Regions from separate parts of the Homo sapiens genome. Here region 2 is linked to region 1. The links are chromatin contacts, found by Hi-C or POLR2A ChIA-PET in ENCODE. All regions are on one chromosome and are shown on one strand. The core of a region is the stretch at or near the end of the contact, and the rest is flanking DNA. Distances in the headings are between cores, read along the strand shown.

Region 1 (7,283 bases), core at 2,193-4,692:
TGTTCTTCTGCCTGATAATTCTTAGGGAAAACATAGTCCTTTTACCTTCAGTAGTGGCTGCCCAGTACTTTTTGAACACCCTTTTTATATGCAAGAAATCATCTTCCTTACGTGCCCCACATCTCTTAGTGAGAAAATAGGGAACTTTCTTCCCAGCCACCTTGTAGCTGGACACAGGCATGTGACCCACACCCCACCAATCACTATACTTAAATGTGACTTGTGTTACTGTTTGAGGGAGGGGCTCTATGGAATCAGTTTGGTTGTTGAGGTGGTATTCTAGGCATCCAGGACACCAGGGTTGGAAAGTTGGGCTCCTGGGTAGAAGTGGCAGGATGGTTGTTTGGTGCAGTTATGTCCTGGCAGCTGAGCAAAGAGGAGCCCCCACTGCTTGGCATTGGCATAACCTTTGGTGTTTTCCTCCTCGGATCAGTTTTGGACATGGTTTTGGACATTGTTTCTGGAATCCTCAAGCCTGGTTCTCCAGACATTTAGCAATTCCATGAGAGATGCAATATTTTTTCAGTCAACTCTTTTTGGGCTTGGTCTTTTGAATTAGAATTAGTTCCATTATTTGAAATTAAGAACCTTGGCTAATACGTTGTTCTTCCAGGAGAACGTTCTTTCTATATATAAGATTTTTGCCAGGAACTTTTGCATCTTCCTCTGGAATAATCACAGAAGCAGATCATCTTCCTCTGGAATGATTAAGAAAAATCATGACATGAACTTGCTATGTGGAATCTAGAAAAGTCGAATTCATGGAAGCAGAGCAGAAAGGTAGTTACTGGGAGCAGAAGTGGAGGGGAACTGAAGAAACGTTGCCCAAAGGACACAAAGTTTCAGTTATGCAGGATGAATACTGCCAGAGATTTAATGTACAGCCTGGTGACTGTGGTTGATAATACTGTATTGCATACTTGCAATTGGCAAAGGGAGTAGATCTTCAAATGTTCTCTCCCTCCCTCCCCCGGACCACACGTATATACGCAGTAACTAAGTGAAGAGATGGATATGTTAATTAGCTTGACTGTAGTAATCAGTTCACTGTGTAGTAAATAAAATTAACAAAAAAGGAAAAACAATGATAATATAGATTGCCTTTGATTTTTCCTATGCATGACTTGGAAATTTAGCATATATTTATTGAGTACCTACCACATGTGACCCTGTGCTGATGCTAGGATGCCATGGGAGGTGGTAGAGAATATAAAGGTAAGTAAACCAAAGCTCACAGTTTCAATTTAAAATAGTTCTGTGTAAAATTATTAAATTACTCTTTAATTACTCCAGCAATTCCCAGCAGTCTTTTTTAAACAAATATAGCCTCAAGCCTCTTGCAGAGATGCTTTTACTTCTTACATATTTATATTTATTTTTATTGTGCATTTAAAAAATATTTTTCCCAAGTATCTATTGACGGATGAATGGACAAACAAAACAAAGTGTAATACACACACACACACACACACACACACACACACACAGACAAACACAGGAATATTATTTAGCGTTTAAAATGAAGGAAATTCTGACATGCTGCAACATGGATTAACCTTGAAAATATGCTAAGTGAAACATGCCAGTAACAAAGGGGCAAATAGTGTTTGATTCCACTTATATGAGGCACCTACAGTGGTCAAATTCGTAAAGGCAAAAAGTAGAATAGTAGTTGCCAGGGGCTGAGGGTAGGGGAGAATGAGAAATTATTAGATAGTGGAGACAGAGTTTGTTTGGGAAGATTTTTTAAAGTTCTGGAAATAGATGCTGGGGATAGTTGCTCAATTATGTGAATGTACTTAATGCCACAAAATTGTACACTTAAAACACTTAAAATGGGCCAGGCACAGTGGCTCACGCCTGTAATCCCAGTACTTTGGGAGGCAAAAGTGGGCGGATCATGAGGTCAGGAGTTTGAGACCAGCCTGGCCAATATGGTGAAACCCCGTCTCTACTACAAAATGCAAAAATTAGTTGGGCGCTGTGGCGCGTACCTGTAGTCCCAGCTACTTGGGAGGCTGAGGCAGGAGAATTGCTGGAACCCAGGAGGTGGAAGTTGCAGTGAGTTGAGAGCTCGCCACTGCATCATTCCAGCCTGGGTGACAGAGCGAGACTCTATGGGGAAAAAAAAAAAAGTTAAAATGGTAAATTTTATGTTACTTATTTCTTACAACAAGAAAAATGCTTTTTAACCAAACAGAATATAAACTCTTGTGAACAGGGCTAGGGAACTGATTTTCTCCTAATCACTAAGAAAATTCCACCTGAGAGGCAAGGGCCTAGGAGTTGGAGAGCTGGGCTCCTGTTTGGTGCCAGCTCTGTGGTTAGCTAGCTATGTGAACTCCACTCAACCTTGCCAAGCCTCAGTTTCTTCATCTTTCAAATGAGTAAGAGTGGGGAGGGGCACCGCATATCTCAGTGCTCTGATTTCCATTTAACCACAGATTTAGAACCAAGGTGGCTTGGCTTCAAATATTCAACTCCTCTGCTGGCAAATAAACAGATCTTCGGGAAACTGTACTTGTCTTCCAGAGAAAAGGTTTATTTCAGTAGGTTCTCACAGAGCAAATCTAAGCACCAACAATGTAGAGTTTTGAGAATGCAGAGTATTTCCTGAACACATAATCCTTCCCTCCTTGAAACTGTCTATGATGTAGGAATTCAGTTCCCATCCAGATTTACAGATGTAAATCTTCAGTTACCTAATAAAATGGAGAGAAGAAAATCATGTGATTATATTTTGAATCTAGTAATACTAATGAATTCAAAGCCAGACTTCATTTTAGAGGGCTTTTGTAAAAAGTTCTATTTTCCAATCTAATGCTTGGTGTTGAGTCTTGAAAATTTAAGGTAATGCAAACCCTATCATTTCCACCTCTAAAAATTCTATCAGAGTCTCTAAGAATCTATGTTTAGGCTCCTTACACAGCGGCAAACATGGAAACAATATTTATCGTCCACAACTTTCCTAGGTAGATCAAATTGTTCAACACAGAACTGGCATTCTACTGGCAAGTGCCTGGTTACCAGCTAAATAGTTGGGTACACCCAGTAGACCTGCAGATAGAGAAAGCTTTCAAGACCAGTCTGGATACAAACAATATCTGGGAATCAATTGCCTAGGACTATCTCAATGGTAGGAGAAGTCTGCCTCAAGGAAATGTGTATTGTTCTTGAAAATGCCAGACACCAGTAGGAAACACAAACACAGACTCAAAAGAAGCAGGGAATGGCAGACTGAATAAACAGCACGTGCGCACCCATTTTCCTAGGAAATATGTGTCCAAGACTGAAGAGTTGTGGTGCAGTCTTATCTGTCATTTACGTCTTAAAGATAGGTGAGTCTTGGATAATATCGTGCTTGTGCCCCACAGGAGGCTGCCAACTATTATCATAGATCATCCACTAGAGGGTGACAACCACATATGCTTAGGGATGGATGACTGTAGACACAGTGCACATTCCACAGTCCTGAGAAGAGTTTCTTGAAGCTCATCCGCCTAAGTGGTTGGACTTTCACTTTGGAGTCGCCCATAAAAAGGAGAGAGGGAAACTATACATCTTTTCCATACTTATGGCCTAGGTTGTCTCTCCTTTTCAGACTTAGTTAAGAAAAAATTAAATATATATACGAATTTTTTGTAAGTAGAAGGAACACCTCCTATCACATTAAATAGGAGGTGAGTATCTCTAACAGTTGGGAGAAGGACATGCTGAGATTTTTTCCTATTACTATTATGGATCTTTGGGACAGTTTCAGTAAGTACTTTCAGGGGGTACTTGGTTTTTCCAACTTGAAAATGGGGGCTATTCATTATAAATCTTAGAGCAAAATTCTGATAGCAAAGTAGATAGAGGAATATAGAACCTTTTATTAGAAGGTTTTTGTGTCTTTCTAGGATAATTATTACAAGTAGTATCAATATATACCAACTAATATGCATGAGATAAGATGGCGGGTCTGAGTCTTGGTTGGGATGTGGGTCTGGAATCTTGGATTATGGACATAAGAAATATTATGAACACTTAATGAACACCTAGGCAGCAGGCTCAAGCCCAAGCACACACCACAGTAGCTTTCGAATAGTTTGGATGTATTCTAATTTGTATTTCTCCCCAGCTACTTTTGTGGGTAGTCATTTAGGCAGCCCTTCATAGAGTTCTGGGTCTTTTCCTTAACTTTCCACAAAAATGTTTCAGCTTTAGGAAGAGGTTTTGGGAAACCAGAATGTTTCCATTACTGTACGGTTAAACCTTTTGTTCACTACTTAGACAAATATACTGAGCACTCATTTTTGTTTTTTTTTTAAGAGACAGTAGCTTTTATAACAGGCTCGAACATAAGCTCCTGTGAACTATGTACATAGTAAGTCCTCCGTAGCTGTTGCATATATAATCCATGGTTAGTATAAAATTATCGTAATTTTAAATAAGACAAGCCATAGTTCTATGAGTGATATAATTTTAAATAAGACAAGCCATCGTTCTTTGAGTGATGTGTTTGAGTGATGCTTCTTGATACTTCTTTCAGCTTAAACATAGAAATCATGATCACACCACTGCACTCCAGCCTGGGTAACAGCGAGACTCTGTCTCAAAAAAATAAAAATTAAAACTAAAATAAACATAGAAACCAGATTTTCTTTGGTTTCCTCTGTCGGTGACTTTGGCTGGTTCTCTTTTGCATGTTCGTTGATGTTTCTCCTTGCCTTTGTGTTTAGTGTTTTTAGCAGGCGGTGTTTATAATAGACTAAAACTTTGGGAGCCAGACAGACCTGGGTTCAGTGGGTTTACATTGCTGGGTTTTATAAGGATTAGAAGCAAATATATGTACAGTGCCTGGCACAAAATATATAAACAAAATGTTGTTTGTTAGTTATTAGTACTAGCTGTATTAATAATAATAATGATACTATATATAATAATATACATTTGTATATATAATAATATATATTTGTATATTTTATATATATAAAATGATAATATTGGAAAGCTAGAGGGTGCAGCGAAGAGATGGCAGGGTGAGCGTGGTATAAGTCTGAATTTGGCCATCTGGTTATTTGCAAGTTCTCTTCCAGCAAATATTTGTTGTGTACCTTCCATAAGCAGCATTGTTCTAGGCACTGGGGACCAAGTGAAAAACCAGACCCCGTCCTAGGAACAGTATTTGCTGTTTACATTGTCATATAGGAAGGAGCAGTGCACTTAGCAAGAGAATTTTTTAGTGGTGCTGTTTTGGGACCTGCTTCTATTTAACTTAACGGAAACTGTTTTCAGTAACAGATTTATTGAGATATAATTCACATACTATACAATTCACCCATTTAAAGCATGTAAGTCTGTGGTTATTAGCATATTCAGAGTTGTACAATCACCATCACAATTAATTCTAGCAGTCGCTCCCCCAGTCCCCTTACTCCTACCCCCACCCCCAGTTCAAGGTAACAGCTAATCTACTTCCCGTCTCTATAGAGTTGCCTGTTCTGGACGTTTCATCTAAATGGAATTATAGAATATGTGGTCTTTTATAAGTGGCTTCTCTCACCTAGTTTAAAGTTCTCAAGGCTCATCCATGGTTATAGCATGTATCAGTATTTTATTCCATTTTATGGCTGAAAACATTTTTGAAGTTTCCTTAATGCACATTAAATACTCATATGTTGATTGATTCATTCATTTTGTTTTTCTAGTCTGTGTTGTTTCTCTCTCACTCTTTCTCCTGCCCTTTCTTGGACAGGTTTTCTCTCTTCCCTTCTCTTTTGAAAGCAACCACCCTCCTACTGTTACCGCAGACTCCTGCTTTAACTTTAATATCTACTGAGATTTGGAGCCTGTGGCACCTACTCTTTGCAATGACAGAAAATCTGGTTTCTGTCCTTTATTTCTTTCCAGTCCTTTCAGTTTCAATCTGTGTGCCCTCCAAATGCAATAGCTTAAGATTTCTTTAAAGAACATCTTAGACTTGGCCTTGGAATGGAAGCTTCAAATGATATCTAAAGAATACATGAACCAGCCAAAGGAGAAAGTGGAGGGAATTAAAAAAAAAAAAATCAAGAATGACAGCCAGAGAATTTTCACAAAATTCGGACAGGCTGTGGCCGTTTCTTATTCTTATGTCTGATGGATTGAACATTTCCCACAAGGGCTTGGTACCATCTAGGACCTGAAGATACGCTGAAGGTTCCTCGTAAAATCCAGCCTCTATTTTATTCTCACTTCCTTTCTTCTGGGTTTGGCCTATGCAAAGCCCACCGATAAGTTATAAATGACTTATCAAGCATCAGCGTTTGGAGAGTAGACGGCTCCATAAATACCTACTTGGCCTCATTAAAAAGCTACAGCGATTAAAGAGAATGATTAGTGTGGTGCCAGAGGGGAAAGCAGAAAATCCAACATCTGACTCAAAAAGGGCCAGACCTCTTCTCAGGGAAGACCGCGGGTGTCAGGGAAGAGGATCTGGCCCGCGCCCCGGAGCGGAGCGCCGGGCGTCGGCGTCTGCGGAGCCTGCACCAGGGCCTGTCACGGGAAGAGTTATGAAAAGTGCACGCGTTCTCAGAGACGATTACCCTCTTGCCCTCCACGCCTCCTTCCCAACCTCCCCTTCCACTCCCTGCTGCCCCCACTGGAACTCAAAGCATGATTAAAACAGAGAAACCTATAACGGGGATGAAATGACCCTCAAATGACTGCTTAATTACAGCGAAATGAAAGCCGGGGGGCTACAAATAACCAGGAACTGTCCCGGCTGTCACTGAAGAGGAGCCTGCGCATGAGTCATGAGTCATGAATTAGCCACTAAGTGTTCGCCGCCAGCCCCCGGCCGCCCGCCTCTGCCCTGCCCGAGCCGGGCTCGCCGGCCCTCCACGCCTGGCCCCACAGAGTCCCCCGCCCCCGCGGGCGTCCGGGCCGGGTCGGAACCGGGCGGTTGTTGTGATTCCCAGGGTTCCCCAGTCGCCCCCGGCCGCCCGGTGGGTCGCTGGGTCGGGGAAGGCTCCCAGGCTGCGCAGGAGACAGGCTGACTGAAGGAGCGCAGCCAGCGCGGCTGCAGATAAGTTAATGTACACAGAGAGGATGTAAATTACCACGACCCGCAGCAGCAGGACATTGGCCAGGGCCCTGTCAGGGAGAGGACAAGCGTCGGGGGCTGCGCGCTCGCTGACACCCACCCGGGATGGAGCCGCCAGGCGGCCCGGCCGGGGAGGACCTCTTGGAGCCAGGCTTTCCTTGAAAACAGCTGCGTGTCCCTGACACCTCCAAACTAATGCATTTTTAATCAGAGGAAT
Region 2 (7,283 bases), core at 3,480-5,979, 100 kb before region 1:
GAGGAGGGGAAAGAGTAGGGGCTGGTTTTGTGGTCTCTAGAGTGGCAGAGGTGGAAGAAAATCCATGTATAACTGGATGAACCCACACAGTTCAAATCTGTGTTGTTCAAGGGTCAGCTGTATATCCTCTTAGTTTTGTTCCTCTGGAGAATCCTGACTAATACAGATATTTTCCAAGATAGTTAGTAATAGATTATTACTAATTTTATGTACCAATAGTTATTTTGATAATTATAAAATTATCATTTGCTCACAACCTTTTAATTTCTATTTTTGCATATTTTGAAATTTTTTTTACTGAGTATATAATTAAGTAATTCTTTCAGAGAATGTGCTTAATATGTTTTTTGACTATTAGTGTGCCTATAAATCTTTTTTAAATTTGCACTCCCACTTCAATATGAATTTGGCTGGGTATAAGATGCTATATTCAAATTTCCTTTAAAACTTCTGAAAATAATATTATTTTTACAAAATCCAGCCTCTGATAATAATAATATAATATACAATACATTAATAGCAAAAACATGATAAAAATTTAACTGCCTAAAATTTAAGAGATACCCTTTTCATAGACCCTTGGATCAAATAAGTAATCAAAATTGAGATTCTAAATTAACTAATACATAATATAAAAGAGAATACTTCCTACCAAAATCTATGTTATACAGATAATGCTAAATTCAGAGGAAATATTACAGCCTTAGGTATCCTAATTATTAACAAAATAAGACTGAAAACAGAGGATGCAGTTGGCAGTTGAATTGGAGTTGGAAAAGGAGAGGAGCAGAAATGCAGTGAAGTCACCAGTTTCATTGCTGGTGGCACTTTTACTGTTAATTTTAATATTTACAATTTTGAACTATTTGGAATTTATTTTGATTCAAGGTATCAGGGTGGATCTAACTTTATTTTTCCTCCAAAATATCTAACCAGTTGTCTCAATATAATCCATATTTTCCTCTCTGATATGAAATTCTGCTTTAATCATAGAATGAATTCTCAGATGAACTTTGGTCTATTTTTGCACCAGCCATTCTGTTCTAATCATTTGAGTATACACTTTGGCATAGTTCCTGGATATTTTAATTATTATAGCTTTGTAATACATTTTGATACCTGGTAGAACAGGCTCCTTATCACTTTTATTTTTATATTTTATTGGCTTTTTGTCACATCTTCTAATTTTTAAATGAATTTAAAATAACTTTTTCAATTTCCTGAAAAGAACTAATTGAGAATTTGAATGGAATTGATTGTACAGATTAAATCAAGGGGGAATTAACATCCATTATATTGTTCTGTCCCAAGAACAAGGCGTTCATTCCCATTTAAAAATTTAAATTTCCAGTTTCCACTCCAATGTGTAACCAGCTTAGAAGTCATCACTCCCATCCTTACAACAAGACAAAAGTGGAACAAACTGAAAATCAACAACACTTCTTAGATTCATCAGAGAATTAAGGTCACAGAGCAAACTAGTGCCTTAAAAACTGGAGAGAAAGGAGAATACAGAGAATCACAGCTTAGTGGGAGCAGAAGCTGCTGGAGCCAGAAACTTAAACTGTAATGATGAACTGCTGGAAGCTGAGTGTGGACTAGTTTGAGAGTTAAAAACTTAGTGGTGGGGCGATTCCTCTCACTTTTGGAGTTTTACTTCCCTAAGCCCCACAAGGTGTTCTCTCATAGTGGAGACTGGAGAAAAATCCCCCTGGGCTTCCAGCAAGACAGGGAAAGTACCCATTTTGAAATAAGCTTGGAGTGTTCTGTCCTCTGCCTGCTCTCAAAGGAATTTACATTTCTAGAATCTAAATAATGTAGGGGAAGGAAAATACCCAACTCTCACCCTAACTAACTTTCCTATCTCACCTGAGAGGGAAAAAAATTAAGAAGCATTTATGAAGTTCACAGCCCAAGAGCACAGGCTCATTAAAAAATTGAGACCTAATTATGGAATTATAGAATGTCCCCCGCCAGTTACATATCTCATTGATGTGTCAACTAAACTCCTAAATCATAACAGATGATAATAGTTGAAAAGTCTGCAAGGCTCAGACTCTATTTAAAAAGACATTTCTAGGGAAACCCAAAGATAACTGGAGAGACAAAAACAAGGACAGTAGAAGAAATTGAAGCCTCAGACGCTTATAGCTACAACAAAAAGTAAAGTGTAGCTCCTAACCAGGTAATCATAAACCCTCACACCAAAGACTGACTTACCTCAGGTTCTATTACCTAATATATCATGTGTAACTTTCAACAAAATTTAGGTGCGCTAATGGGCAAGAAAAAACAAACATAGCCTGAAAAGACAAAGCAGGCAACAGAACCTGACTTAGATTTGGCAGAGATTTTAAGATTATCAGACCAACCAAAAATTTAAAATAACTATAATTAATGTGCTGAGAGCTCTGATGGAAAAAAAGGTAGACAACATGCAAGAACATGCAAGATGGGTAATATAAACAGAGATGGGAACTCAAGAAATCATAAAAGGGAAATGCTAGAAATAAAAAACATAGTAACAGAAATAAATGACCTTGTGTCTGAAACACCTCTTTTGAGTCCTTCATATCTCCCAATTTCACCTGTCTCAGCTGCCGTTGGCCATTTGCTTTTTAACTACGGCCTCCACAGCAAACTGTGGGTGGGTTCAGAGTGACTTCAGGAGTGTAACCCAGCAGGGAGCAGTGGCCCATAGTACAGATCTACAAGGCCCCTGAGCAGTGGTGTGAATGGCTTGGTTTATTGGTCAGAGGCCTGGAAGGAATAAGAATAGAAAATAAGGAGCAAATAGGGAAAGGAGTTGTGGGATGGACCCTTGGGAGTGATCATAGAGCATATGGATCTTTATGTCTCATATTAAAACCCCAAAGAGCATCCACTACCAAAGAGGTTCTTGACCTTGAAGCTGTCCACAATTCTCTTTTTCTCACATCTCACCTCCGATCCACCTGGAAATTTTAAAGGGTCTACCTTCAAATTATATTTAGAATCCAACCACCTCTGGCATCTTCCTGCTACTATTCTGGTCCATGCAAGCATAATTTATCCCAACAGCTTCCTAAATTGTTTTAGTGACTCAGATTTGCCACTTCCCTTCATTTTATTCTTCCATTAATAAACAGATTGAGCTTTATTATAAAATGTAAGTCAGATCTGGCTATTCCTTTTTTTTTTTTTTTTTTTTTTTTTTTGAGACAGAGTCTCGCTCTTTCGCCCAGGCCGGACTGCAGTGGCACTATCTTGGCTCACTGCAACATCCGCTTCCCGGGTTCATGCCATTCTCCTGCCTCAGCCTCCCGAGTAGCTGGGACTACAGGTGCCCGCCACCGCGCCTGGCTAAGTTTTTGTATTTTTAGTAGAGATGGGGTTTCACCGTGTTAGCCAGGATGGTCTTGATCTCCTGACCTCATGATCCACCCGCCTTGGCCTCCCAAAGTGCTGGGATTACAGGCGTGAGCCATCGCGCCCGGCCTGATCTGGCTATTCCTTTGTTCAAAATCCTGCAATGGCTTCTCATTTCTTTCAAAGTGAAAGTCAAGCCTTGTAAAGCCTCTATGAGGCTTTACACGCTTTGACCCCTTGTACCCCCTGCCTCATCCCCTACACTGCGCTGAATTCACTCTGCTCCAGCCACATTGGCCACTTTGATGCTCCTCCAGCATGCCAGCCATATGTCTCCCCAGAGTCTCTGCAGCGGTTCTTTCTTCTACCTGGGCCAGTCCTCCTAAGATATCCTTATGGTTCACTCTCTCACCTGCAAGTCTTAGTCAAACACCACCTTTACAGTGAAGCCAGGCCTTAACCCTCTTTCTCTGCCAATACACCAGCATCCTTATCCCTCAAACTGCTCTATTTTTCCATAGTTGTTAACACCTTCTGCATAATTTACCTATTTATGTTGTTTATTTTCCACTTCCCACACTACAAGGTAAGCTGCATGAGAAGAAGGACATTGTCTGCTTTGACATTGCTGGATCCTTGGCATTCAGTGCTTGGCATATAGGACATGTTCAATAAGTGTCTGTTGAATGGTTAAATGTACTTGAGTGAAGCTGGAAGCTTCCAGCATTCCATTTCTTGCTGGTGCCAGCAGATTGTATGAACTTCCTACAAACCAAGTTCAGTCAGCTGCTCATGGAGAAGTCATCAGTGAGCACAGCCTTGGTAGAGGAGGGTGTGTCCTGAGAAGGCCCTTTGAATGAGAGATGGGGGTGCTGCTACCTTCTAGACATAGTTTGCAACCTAATGAAGTGTTACGGTAGAATCAGGAAAGTAGACAGTGAATGAGGAAACTGAGGCCCTGGGAAGTTAAGAGACGTGCCCAAGGCCACATAGCTGTTCAGTAGCAGAGTACAGTATATTTTTCCTAAACAGAGCGTTGATGTACTTCCTTTTGTCAAAGCATGATAAAAATGAAAATGATTTTTCAAATACACACTTAGTGGGCCTGACATGTGGGTGTACATTTAAACATTTCCCAAATGCATGATATTCTTGTTTATCTAGTTTCCAAAAAAGTAAGACATTTCTATCATTCTGAGTGGTATGACACCATCAGGATGGTTGTGGCGGCTAAAAAAACACACGAAACACATAGCACGGAAAAAGACTCAGTCATAACAAAGCCTGGCTTTCCTTATCAGCACGAACCCAGGAACCCTGAGAGCACCCCCAAATATACATTGATGATGATGCTATGAGTCACTGCATGACTCATAGCTCACTGACCACTAGAAAATAGAAATATGAGGAGTAATTCACTGCCTAGGCCAAATGGAACTGAAGAACTTTCCTACCTACCCTACGAGTGATACATCAAATTAGGGATAAGGTGCCATCTCTTTCTTCTTCTTGGAGTGGATTAGTTCCCCCTCTTTGTGCTTCTCCCCAGAGACACAAGGACAGATAAGCCTCTGGTGTTGCTAATAATCTCCCAGTGAGCCATTCTATTACTGTACCTGCCTACTTGGGCTCATTCTGTAAAGAAATTCAACCCATAAGAGTGCCTCAGCACACAAAAATGTACTTCATCACTCCTCAGAGCAAGATGGCTTCTTGGATCAACATTTTATTCCTTCCCTCCCTTGACCGAGACACTAAACAGACCCATAATAAACCGTCCTCAACTGCACAAGTAAGAAAATTATTCTTAGGGCCAAGACACGTTGTTCTCCAAAACTGTTTCTCTCTTTTATTTGTAAGAATCAAGGAACCAGAAACCACAATTTGGGGGCAGAGAAGATTAATGGAAATGTTCATGTTTCTAAAAAAAAATAAAGAGTTCTATTCTCCAATACCTTTCCAGTGGGGCTGCTGTTTCACTCACATGATCTGGGTGGATGGGTCAGTGTTTAATCTTTGCTTTACCAAGGAGGGTCCTGAGGAGGCTGGAAGACACTGGCTAAGGTCACAAGGCCAGTCCTTCCCAGGAGGTGGGATTGCCTGCTCTGAAGTTCCTCCCTCCCCTGCCTGGGCTGTGTCTGACACCCCCGCACACCATCTTTCAGGGCTTAACTGCACCAGTCCACATAGTGAGGCTGATACAGGCCGTCTGGTGACAGGAGGCTGTCTGGCGTGTGGATTTCCTCTCATTCAGAAGATAGCACTGTAAAAATATGATCTTACCTTCACAAAGTGACCCCTGCTTTTGGAGCGATGGGTGCTCTGTAAAGAAACACCCCAGGGATGGGTGTTCTTCCCTGCCCCTTTTATTCCCTCCACACTAATAGAAAGATCTTAATAGCATCAAAAAGGCATCTTCTGTCTGGGGTCTCCAGTGCTGCTCAGGGATCATCTCATAAGACATGAAGTATGATGGGCAACTGCAGGGGGCCCTGGTTCTGCCTGACACAAGGGCCACCGTGGCTTGTTTGCACATCTAAGATTACTTGAATAATCTTGCCGATGAGAAGCAATTGGATCAGTGTTTTCCTGGAGAGAAAAGTAGACACTGAACACTGAAAGGAAAACTGCCGCTTTGGTGAGGTGAGCCCTGGAGCAGGTGTCCAGTATCTCTCCCTTCATTGAGATTTCTTTGCCATTCTCACGGCAACTCATTCCTTAAATAAGCATCAGCTGAATTCCTACTTTGTGTTAGGTATTGAGCTAGGCTTGGAGATACAGAGATAAACATTTCCTGAAATAGAACAAGAAGAACCAGAGTGCTGAGGCAAGTGCAGAGGCAACCTACATCTGTCGAGAGTAGGTTGAACCAGGGAAAGCAAAACAAAGTCCAAGTCCAAAGGGCAGGAGGAAGGCCAAGAGCAGAGTTCAGATACTTGTTGGGGTTGGAGCTGAGGTGTCTGAGGTTTACCTGTCTTGACTCAGATCAGTAAATACACATTTTCATTGAAACATCAACTAGTATCTTCATTATGGTCAGCTTGATAGTACTCACTTCTATCTTTTTAAAACTTTTTACATTTTTGTTTTTCATTTTTTTTAAAATTATGGATTCAGGGGGTACATGTGTTGGTTTGTTGCATGGATATATTGCATAATGGCAAGGTTTGGGCTCCTAGTATACCCATCACCCAAATAGTGAACATTGTACCCAATAGGTAATTTTTCAACCCTCACCTCCTTCTACCCTCTCCTATTTTGGAGTCCCCACTGTCTATTATTTCTATCTTTTTGTCCATATGTACTCATTGTTTAGTTCCCACTTATAAGTAAGAACATGTGCTATTTTATTTTCTGCTTCTGAATTGTTTCACTTAGAATAATTACTTCCAGCTCCTTTCATGTTGCTGCAAAAGACATGATTTCATTCTTTTTTTATGCTGCATAGTATTCCATGGTATGTATATAATATATATTATAGATATTATAGATATAATATATTTATAATATAATATATAATATATTGTATATTTATTATATATTATATAATATATATTATATATCATATTATATATTATATAATATATATTATATATCATATTATATATTATATAATATATATTATATATCATATATATGTTATATATTATATATAATATATATTATATATCATATATATATTATATGTAATATATATTATATATCATATTATATATTATATATTATATTATATATATTATTTGTCAGCTGGAGGCATCACACTACATGACTCTAAACTATACTACAGGGCTACAGAAATCAAAACAGCATGGTACTGGTACAAAAACAAACACATAGACCAATGGAACAGAATACAGAACCCAGAAATAAGTCCTCACATCTACAACTATCTGATCTTTGACAAACCTGACAAAAACAAGCAATGGGGAAAGGAT

What was found. A loop is a pair of places that touch in the nucleus more often than their neighbours do. ChIA-PET counts read pairs that join two places held with the same protein, here RNA polymerase II (POLR2A). Pooled maps may share reads with other maps.
Region 2: a loop to region 1 is called in a map of endothelial cell of umbilical vein, with 4 times the contacts of the local background. The contact joins two enhancer-like sites. A Hi-C loop is called at or near these places in 2 of 168 maps with a recorded cell type or tissue (PC-9 and endothelial cell of umbilical vein) and 2 of 50 pooled maps. POLR2A ChIA-PET finds 5 or more read pairs at or near these places in 2 of 52 experiments (PC-9 and Panc1).

Annotation. Positions count from the first base shown.
Region 1 is chr18:22,559,435-22,566,717 of GRCh38, reverse strand. All of the region lies in intron 2 of LOC124904265 (a long non-coding RNA gene), which reads right to left. Among named protein-coding and RNA genes, the nearest start is that of CTAGE1, 150 kb to the right of the region's middle. Within about 2 kb of position 3,442, at least 5 of the 41 ENCODE cell types and tissues checked have a DNase peak (open chromatin) inside an H3K27ac peak, as active enhancers do; they include endothelial cell of umbilical vein, where a contact is called at or near this core.
Region 2 is chr18:22,665,562-22,672,844 of GRCh38, reverse strand. No RefSeq gene overlaps it. Among named protein-coding and RNA genes, the nearest start is that of CTAGE1, 250 kb to the right of the region's middle. RefSeq lists a cis regulatory region at 4,642-4,659 and an enhancer at 4,579-4,723. Within about 2 kb of position 4,729, at least 5 of the 41 ENCODE cell types and tissues checked have a DNase peak (open chromatin) inside an H3K27ac peak, as active enhancers do; they include endothelial cell of umbilical vein, where a contact is called at or near this core.